Linked DNA regions of Homo sapiens: region 2 is linked to region 1. A link is an interaction called in ENCODE POLR2A ChIA-PET data of the cell type or tissue named here. Cell type or tissue: MCF 10A. All regions are shown on one strand. Region 1 has its middle 7.5 kb from the start of RTL6. Region 2 overlaps BIK (BCL2 interacting killer).

Region 1 (5,000 bases):
GCTGGAGTGCAGTGGTGCGATCTCAGCTCACTGCAACCTCTGTCTCCTGGATTCAAGCGATTCTCCTGCCTCACCCTTTCGAATAGCTGGGATTACAGGCATGTGCCACTATATCTGGATAATTTTTGTATTTTTAGTAGAGATGGGGTTTTGCCATGTTGGCCTGGCTGGTCTCGAACTCCTGACCTCAGGTGATCCGCCCACCTCAGCCTCCCAAAGTGCTGGGATTACAGGCGTGAGCCACTGCACCCGGCTGGGATTGACATTTTTCACTCAGCATAATTCTCTACAAACTCAACTCATTTGTTGCATGTATAAAAAGTTTGTTCCTTCTTTTGTTGAGTATTCCGTGGTAAGGATATATCATAGTTTTTCTAATCATTAATGTCTAGGTTGCTTGCAGGTTTGGGCCATGTAGTTGCTATAAACATTTGTGTACTGTTTTTGGTGTGAACATAATTTTTCATTTCTCTGGGATAAATACCCAGGAGTGCAATTGCTGGGTCGTATGGTAGTTGCCCGCTTAGTTTTTGTTTGCTTTTGTTTTGTTTCGTTTTAAGAAACTGCCAGACTGTTTTCCAGAGTGGCTGTACCACTTCACATTCCCATTAGCAATGTATCCACTTTCTCTGCATCTTTACCTGCTTTAGAGATTGTCACTATTTTTCATTTTAGCCATCCTTAGATGTGCATGGTGACATTTCATTATGGTTTTAATTTTCATTTCCCTAATGGCTTATGACGTTAAATACCTTTCCATGGGCTCATTTGCCATTTGTATCTCCTCTTTGGTGAAATGCAAGTTCAATGTCTTTTGCTCATTTTATAATCGGATGTTTGTTACTTTACTGTTGAGTTTGAGAGTTCTTTATATATTCTAGATACTAGTCCTTTAAAGGATATCTGATTTGCAAAGATTTTTCTCTTTGTCTCTAGCTTGTATTTTCATCCTCTTTCACATACCAGAAGTTTTAAATTGTGATAGAGTCCAATTTATTAATTTTTCCTTTTATGGATCTTGCTTTTGATATTAAGTCTAAAAATTCTTTGCCTAGCCCTACATCCTAAAGATTTCATCCCAGATATATAATTTATCCTGTATATATAGTTTTATAACTTTATGTTTTACATTTAAGTCTATGATCCATTTTGAGATAATTTTTATAAATGTGAGACTCAGAAGTTCTTCTTTGTTAAACCTATGGATATTTAATTGCTCCAACACCATGTATTGAAAAGGCTATCTTCCTTTAATTGAATTGCTTTTGCAACTTTGTAAAAAATCAGTTGGGCATATGTGTGTGGGTTTATTTCTGAGTTTTCTGTTTCATTGATCTTTGTGTCAGTCCTTCCATCAACATAACATAGTCTTGATTATTGTAGCTACGTAGTAAGTCTTGAAATTGGATAGACTAATACCTCCCATTTTATTTTTCTTTTTTAAAATCATTTTACCTACTCCACTTCCTTTGCCTTTGCATATACATATTAGAATAATCTTCTCTATAGCTACACAAAGTCTTCCTTGGACTTTGGCAGATGTTGCTTTAAACCTTCACATCAACTTGGAGGATTGGAGGATAACTGACTTTTTTTTTTTTTTGAGATGGAGTCTCACTCTGTCACCCAGGCTGGAGTGCAGCAGCATGATCTCAGCTCACTGCAACCTCTGCTTCCCGGGTTCGAGCGATTCTTGTGCGTCAGCTTCCTGAGTAACTGGGACTACAGGCACCCACCACCATGCCCAGCTAATTTTTGTATTTTTAGTACAGGCAGAGTTTCACCATGTTGGCCAGGCTGGTCTAGAACTCCTGATCTCAAGTGATCCACCCGCCTTGGCCTCCCAAAGTGCTGGGATTACAGGTGTCAGCCACCTCGCTCGGCCCACTGACATCTTTACTATGTTGATTCTTCCTATCTGTCTTAGTCTGTTTGTGTTGCTATAAAGGAACACCCGAGGCTGGGTGGTGTATAAAGTAAAAAGGTTTGTTTGGCTTTTATGGTTCTGCAGCCTGTACAAGAAGCATGACACCAGCGTCTGCTTCTGGTGAGGGCAGAAGGCGGCTTCCACTTGTGGTGGAAGGCAAAGAACAGCTGGCATGTGCAGCTCACATGGTGAGAAGGGAAGTAAGAGAGAGGTGGGAGAGAGATGCCAGGCTCTTATAACAACCAGTCCTTGTGTGAAGCAACAGTAGAACTCACCACTGTGAGAATGGCACCAAGCCACTCATGAGTGATCCACCCCCGGGGACCCAAACACCTCACATCAGGCCCCAACTCCAAAACGGGGATCAAATTTCAACAGGAGACTTGGCAGGGCCAAATAAATCATATCCAAACCACAGCACCATCCATGTCACAGTGTGTCTCTATTTAGGTCTTCTTTGATTTCTTTCATCAGTTTTTTTGTTGTTTTCTGCATGTAAATCCTGTACCTAGTTTGTTAGATTTACATCTGAGAGGTTTTTTTGAGTTACTGTAAATGATACGGGGTTTTTTTTTGTGTTGTTTTTTTTTTGAGAAATAGTCTCACTGTTGCCCAGGTTGGAGTGCAGTGGCGTGATCTCGACTCACTGCAACCTCCACCTCCCTGGTTCAAGCAATTCTCCTGCCTCAGCCTCCCTGAGTAGCTGGGACTACAGACACCTGCCACCATGCCTGGCTAATTTTTGTATTTTTAGTAGAGATGGGGTTTTGCCATATTGGCCAGGCTGGTCTTGAACTCCTGACTTCAGGTGATCCACCTGCCTCGGCCTCCCAAAGTGCTGGGATTACAGGCATGAGCCACCATGCCCGGCCCATGATATTGTATTTTTAACTTTTCTGTACAAGTGTTCATTACTAGTCTATATAAATACAATGGATTTTTGCATGTTCGTATTGTATCCTGCAACATTGTTGAACTTATTAGTTGTAGGAAGTTTTTATGTTTGTTTGTTGTATAGATTCCTTGGGATTTTTTACATACACAATTATGCCTCTGAAAATAGGGACAGTTTTATTTCTTATTTTCAATCTGTATGTATTTTATTTCCTTTTCTTGCCTTATTGCATTGACTAGAACTGCCAGTACTATGTTGAATGAGAATAGTGGGAGTGGACATCATTACCTGGTTCTCCATCTTAGGGGGAAAGCATTTTGTCTTTGGCCATTAAGTATAATGTCAGTTATAGGGTTTTTATAGATACTTCCTATCAAGTTGAGGAAGTTCCCCTTTATTCTCATTTTTATGTGAGTTTTGATCATAAATACCATTGATTTTTTTCAAAAACATAATTCACATACCATAACATTTTAAATAAACTTAGTAGTTTTTAGTATAGCCACAATGTTGTGCAGCCATTAATATTAATTCTAGAACAATTCATCATTCAAAAGAAACCCTATATCAATTAGCAGTCATTCTCCTTCCTTCCTTCTCCTCAGACCCTGGCAATCACTGCTCAACTTTCTGTCTCTATGGATTTGCCTATTCTGGACATTTTATATAAATAAAAATCATACAATATGTGCCTTTGTTCTTGACTTCTTTCACTTAGCACAGTGCTTTCAAGGTTCATTCATGTTTTAGTATGTATCAGTATTTCATTCCTTTTATAGCTTGCTAATATTCCATTGTATGGTGATACCACATTTTGTTGGTCCATCTATCAATTGATGGACATGTGGGTTGGTACCTTTTCGTGGGAGGGGGAAGCTATTAGGAATAATGGTTGTATGAACATTTTTGTACAAATTTTTGTGTGGATATATGTTTTCAATGCACCTAAGCATACATCTAGGAATGGTTTAACTTTTTGAGGAATTGCCAAATTATTTTCCATAGTAGCTGCACTATTATATATTCCCACCAGCAGTGCATGAGGTTTCCAATTTTTCAACATATTCACCAACATTTGTTATTGACTGTCTTTCAGAGTATGGCAATATGGGGGTGGGGGTGTGAAGTGACATCTTATTGTGGTTTTGATTTATATTTCCTTGATGGCTTATGATATTGAGCATTTTTTCATGTGCTTATTGGTCATTCATATATCTTCTTTGGAGAAATGTCTATTCAACTCCTTTGCTCATTTTTATTAGGATATCTTTTTATTATTGAGTTGTAGGAGTTCTTTATACACTCTGAATATTAGACTCTCATCAGATATGTAGCTTGCAAATATTTTCTTCCATTCTGTGGGTTGGTGTCTTTTGGCTTTCTTGATATGTTCTTTGAAACATAGAAGTTTTTTAACTTTGGTAAAATTTAATTAATCTGTGTTTTCTTTTGTCACTTGTACTTGTTGTTATTTCTAGGAAACCACTGCTCAATCCAAGGTCATGAAGATTTACTCCTAGGTTTTCTTCTAAGAGTTTTATAGTGTTAGTTCTTACATTTAAGTCTTTGATTCATTTTGAGTCAATTTTGTGTATAGTGTGAGGTAGGGGTCTAATTTTATATTTTTCCTTTGGGTATCTCAGGAAGGACCCTTCATTGCCCATTGAACTGTCTTGGCACCCTGTTTGAAAATAAATTAACCATAAATGTTAAGGTTTATTTCCAGACTATCAATTCTATTCCATTGATGTATGCCAGTACCACACATTCTTAATTACTATAGCTTTACAGATATGTTTTGAAGTTGTGAAGCGTGAACCCTCTTAGTTCTTTAAAATTGTTTTGGCTATTGTAAGTCCATTGAATTCTCATATGAACTTCTGAATCAGCACACTAGTTGCTGCAGAAAGGCAGCTGGAAATTTGATAGGGATCACATTGAGTCTGTAGATAAATTTGAGGAGTGTTGCCAGTGTTTGGCTAGAGTAGAGTGATCACTGTCTAAGTTTCCTCTCTTGCTAGGCTGCCCCTGCCCCCCACTTTGTTTATTTGTTTGTTTGTTTTTGTCTAGAGAGAGCAGGCTTTTATGGAGGGGGTGCTTTTTTTTTGTCTGCACCCATTGGCATTTCGGGGTTGCCAGCTTCTTCAGCTCCAAGTCTGGGTTATATGATGCAAAAGA
Region 2 (5,000 bases), 1.4 Mb after region 1:
CCGGTGGGCACAGGTGAGGGCAGTCAGCTGCCCTTGTGGTGGGCGGTGCCGAGTGGACACCATGGGACCAGGCTACCAGGAAGGCTGCTCAGGGAGGCCCCTGCCCTGGCCAGGAGACGGGAGTCCTGCCTGCCAGGTGAAGGCTCTCGGACCAGAGGGAGACCCAGGACCATGCACTGGTTTGTGCACTCAGAACCAGGCATCTCAAACCCAAAAGCCCATGGGATCAGGCAGATGTGGACACAGGTGACACAGATGATGATACGGAGTGGTGGGGACTGTGGCGCCCCAAGGAGCGGCTCTGACAGCCCCCACTGGCCGCAGCGCAAGTCAGGGTCAGGGATCTCAAGGCTCTTACCCAGGACCCGGGGTTCGGGGATCTCCAGAACCTCATTATGTTCTCCTTAAGTGTGGTGAAACCGTCCATGAAACTTCTAAGAACATCCCTGATGTCCTCAGTCTGGTCGTAGATGAAAGCCAGACCCAGGCTATAGACAAAGAGGATGGGGGGACAAAGCCATTACTGCAGGAGCAGGTAGGGGCAGCCTGTACTTAGATGACACCATCACAGCTGTGGGGAGCAGGGGCCTGTGCCCTCCCACCCCACAGCCACCCGGGGCCCTTTCCGTGGGCGCCTCCACCTGCAGGGGCCGCGTGGTATGGACTGTTTGTGGTCAAATTCATTCCAACTTCCTGCTTCCTCCGCCAGCCAGCCGCCCGCCAGCCCACCGGGTGTTTGGCCCTGTCTTCCAGAGCTGGCCACGTGGAAAATAAACCCCCATTCTACAGGGCCCTCACAAGCCACTGCCCACTCTATTCCCCCACCGGAGACTCGCTGAGAGGCCCAGCCCCCAGGATCTAGGATCCGAGCTCACGTAGCACCCCCTCTTAAGACCACGGTGGAAATGTACCATCTGGGCTCAATGAGGACGGCGAGAGAGAAAAGGGCCCTGGGCTCTGCTTTGTTGCCCAGGAATGCCAGGGACAGGTGGCAGGGGGCGAGTGCCAGGAGCTGGGGGCTCCCAGGAGAGGTGCGGGAAGCAGCCAAGGGTTTCAGTATAGCCCCAGTGTCAAGGCACATCCCCCACAGAGCTTCCTCAGGGCCCAGCCCTGTGCTGTGTTCAGGGCCTCCACCCACCGCCCAGGGCCCCTCCCCAGGTGTAGAGGCATAGGGCATAGGCCGGCTACCTGTGCATGGCCACCTCGGAGAGCTGGGCCAGGCGCGGGGCCCTGAGGCTCACGTCCATCTCGTCCCCGATGCAGGCCAGCCGCAGGGCCAATGCGTCACTGCAGGGAGCACACACAGGAGTCGGGTGTGGCTGTGCCGTGGAGGCCACATGCACCTGGACCCACCCAGCCAACGGATTGTGTGCAGCTGGGAGTGGCCCAGAGGATAAGAGATGGTGTCAGATTTGGGGCAGGCAGTGAGTGGGCCTCCCTGTATCCCTCCTCCGGCTCCCACTTGGATTCAGAGATACCCATGAGGTCCCATCCGTGGGTGGCCCCAGAGGTGCAAGCTATTTCAAAAAGAATCCTGGGGCAGGCCCACCTGTGGGCTTTGGTGGAAATGGTGGACAAGGGGAACAGGCAGGTCTGGGGGTGCTGAGCCCCCGGATGGCTGAGGCTGACCAAGGGGAATGGACAGGTCTGGTGGTGCTGAGTCCCCCGGATGGCTGAGCCCCCTTGAGCCCCCTTCCCACAGGGGTTGCAGCTTACCTTCCTTTGTGGGAGGTGAGGGGGCTCTAAGACCTGTGTCCTGGTCCCAATCCTGAAACCAGCCCTGCTGGCACCACCCCTCTCCAAATGGGGGGACTAAGAAGCCCCTAGTAGGCCCCCCACTAAACCACATCCTTGATCCTACACCCCACCCGCATTCACTCCCACACAAAGACTAAGACACTCCCCACCCTCCCAGCTTGCTGGTCTGGGCCTCTACCAGGGACCTGTGTGCATTCCATCCCAGTGACTACACCGGGGGAACTCCCAGGGAAGTGGGACTCCTAGGGGCCCTGAGCTGAGGCCGGCCCTGGGCCCTGGCCCCACCCACCTGACCTGCCAATGCCCTGGGCCTACACTCCCTACTTGGAGGGGATGCGGGTGGGAGGGGTACAGGTGTGGGCTGGCAATCAGGGTTGGGGGCTGTGGTCCTACCTTCTGTTACCCTGGGAAACCTCAGGAAAATACTGCCCCAGGCTTCATGTCCTCCAACCTTGTCCATTAATGGACAGGTGCCTCCAGTTCTAAAATCCTTAATGACTAAAAATCCTGAGGCTGAAAAAAAAAATCCTGAGCAGAAAAGAATCCTGTGGAACATGGAGCTGGTCCCTGGCCTGTGGGAGGTGCCACATCAGAGACAGGATTCCCCAGCAGAAAGCAACAGCCCAGGTCAGGCCTGACCATTCTCTTCCAGGCTCAGGGTAGAAACTACTGAGGTCAGCTGCTCCTGGGCCTTCACGTTCCTCATCTGTACCAGGGGAAGAATGAAAGTGCCAGTCCTGGCCGGGTGTGGTGGCTCACGCCTGTAATCCCAGCACTTTTTGGGAGGCCGAGGCAGGCAGATCACGAGGTCAGGAGATCGAGACCATCCTGGCTAACATGATGAAACCCTGTCTCTACTGAAAATACAAAAAATTAGCCAGGTGTGGTGGCAGGCGCCTGTAGTCCCAGCTACTCAGGAGGCTGAGGCAGGAGAATGGCGTAAACCAGGGAGGTGGAGCTTGTGGTGAGCAGAGATCATGCCACTGTACTCCAGCCTGGGCGACACAGCGAGACTCCGTCTCAAAAAAAAAAAAAAAGCCGGGCATGCTGGTGCACGCCTGCACTCCCAGCTACTCAGGAGGCTGAGGCAGGAAAATCACTTGAACCCGGGAGGTGGAGGTTGCAGTGAGCCAAGATCATGCCACTGCACTCCAGCCTGGGTGACAGAGACTCTGTCTCAAAAAAAAAAAAAAAAAGTGCAGGTCCTTCCTGCCGCTGGGATGGCCGGGTGTGCCTGGACATCTGGGTATGCTGCCGTGTGCTGGACATAGCTGGGAGCAGTTGGCAGAGTGCAAGGGTCAGGTCCTACTGGACCTTGGCCCCTGAAACCCCAGGCAAATCCTGCTGCCTCCAGGGTCCTTGTCAGTCCAAGGAAGATCCCTTCTTCATGCCTCAGTGATTCTTTGAAGCCGGGACCAGGAACTGCATGGCCTCCTCAGGCTCTTCCATAGGTTCTGGTTTTCTTTCTTTTTTCTTTCTTTCTTTTCTCTTTCTCTTTTTTTGTGAAACGGAGTCTTACTCTGTTACCCAGGCTGGAGTGCAGTGGTGCAATCTCAGGGCTCACTGCAACCTCCACGTCCCGGGTTCAAGTGATTTTCCTGCCTCAGCCTCCTGAGTAGCTGGGACTACCAGCGCCCATCCCCCCACCCCCGGCCCCATACCTGGGTAACATTTGTATTTTTAGTAGAGGTTGGGTTTCACCATGTTGGCCAGGCTAGTCTCGAACTCCCAACCTCAGGTGATCCGCCCACCTCAGCCTCCCAAAGTGCTGGGATTACAGGCATGAGCCACGGCGCCCGGCCCGGTTCTGGTTTTCTAAAATGAGAGCCGTCAGAGGCAGTTGAACCAGAGCGACTCCATCTTGATTAGGGGCTGGGTAACAAAAGGCTGAGACCTACTGGGTTGCATTCCCAGGAGGCTAGGAATTCTAAGTCACAGGATGAGATAGGACATCAGCATAAGATACAGGTTACAAAGACCCTGCTGATAAAACAGGATTCGGCAAAGACGCCAGCCAAAGCCCACCAAAGCCAAGATGGGCACAAAAGTGACCTCCAGTCATCCTCACTATTCATTGTGCACCAACTATATTAGCATGTTGGAGTCACTCACCAGTGCCACGACAGTTTACAAATGCCACGGCAACGTCAGGAAGTTGCCCTATATTGTCTAAAAGGAGGAGGAATTCTCGGTTCCGGGAACTGCCCACCCCTTACCCGGAAACTCATGAATAATCCACCCCTTGTTTAGCATGTAATCAGGAAATAACTATAAGTATATTCAGTTGAGCAGCCCATGCCGCTGCTCTGCCTATAGAGTAGGTTTTCTTTTTTTGAGATGGAGTCTCGCTCTGTTGCCCAGGCTGGAGTGCATTTTTGCAACCTTGGGTCACTGCAACCTCTGCCTCCTGGGTTCAAGAGATTCTCCTGCCTCAGCCTCCCGACTAGCTGGGACTACAGACATGTGCCACCAGGCCCAGCTACTTTTTGTATTTTTAGTAGAGACAGGGTTTTGCCATGTTGGCCAGGCTGGTCTCGAGCTCCTGACCTCAAGTGATCCGCCTGCCTCAGCCTCCCTAAGTGCTGGGATTACAGGCGCGAGCCACTGCGTGTGGCCCAAATTCTTTCTTGCTTGAGATCTAAGAACCCTCTCTTGGGATCTGGATCGGGTCCCCTTTCTGGCAACAGAGTCACCTCCTTCAAGAGGCCCTGATGTCCTCAGCAGGTCGCTAAGGGCCTGTCTAGCTCCCTGAGGCCCAAACACTGTGCCATTTTGACAGCCAGGGGCCCCAGGTCCATCTTGAGACTGTGAACATGCTGGCTGTCCAGGGGTCTGTGAGCTGGTATCAGGGGAGGGTGGGGCAGCAAAGTGAAGCCGCTCCCAGGGCAGAAGCCTCCATGCCCACATCCGGGAAATCTTCCTCTCGGAGGCCCTGCCTGGGAGGCATCTGCAGGCGCTCCCCCGCTCATAGAATGTCTGCTCATCCAGCCCACCCCTGAAGTCACTATCAGGCAGGGGGTAGGGCAGGCCATGGGGACCTACCTGCCCTCCATGCATTCCAAAGAATCGAAGTCCTCCATAGGGTCCAGGTCCTCTTCAGAGTCAGTCATGCCAAGAACCTCCATGGTCGGGGGTTCCAGGAGCTGCTCATACAGGAGGGTCTCCATCAAGATGTCTCTGGAGAGGGGTCTTACTTCAGACATTTCTCCTCTGGGGCAAAAAGACAGCATATGACTGGACCC

What was found. Peaks named below come from ENCODE experiments on the same cell type or tissue, not always from the same donor. Only the 100,000 strongest peaks of a DNase experiment are listed, where the experiment ranks them.
Region 2: POLR2A ChIA-PET joins it to region 1 with 5 read pairs; 1 of 35 experiments calls an interaction of 5 or more read pairs at or near these places.

The regions. Positions count from the first base shown.
Region 1 is chr22:44,503,229-44,508,228 of GRCh38, reverse strand. No RefSeq gene overlaps it. Among named protein-coding and RNA genes, the nearest start is that of RTL6, 7.5 kb to the right of the region's middle. In MCF 10A, no CTCF peak of the experiment used is centred here; a DNase peak (open chromatin) is centred at 2,238.
Region 2 is chr22:43,123,984-43,128,983 of GRCh38, reverse strand. It overlaps BIK (BCL2 interacting killer), which reads right to left. Exons shown (of 5, transcript NM_001197.5): 2 at 4,801-4,968; 3 at 1,189-1,287; 4 at 359-488. The coding sequence starts at 4,961. Among named protein-coding and RNA genes, the nearest start is that of BIK, 16 kb to the right of the region's middle. RefSeq lists an enhancer at 1-414. In MCF 10A, no CTCF peak of the experiment used is centred here; DNase peaks (open chromatin) are centred at 1,313 and 1,953.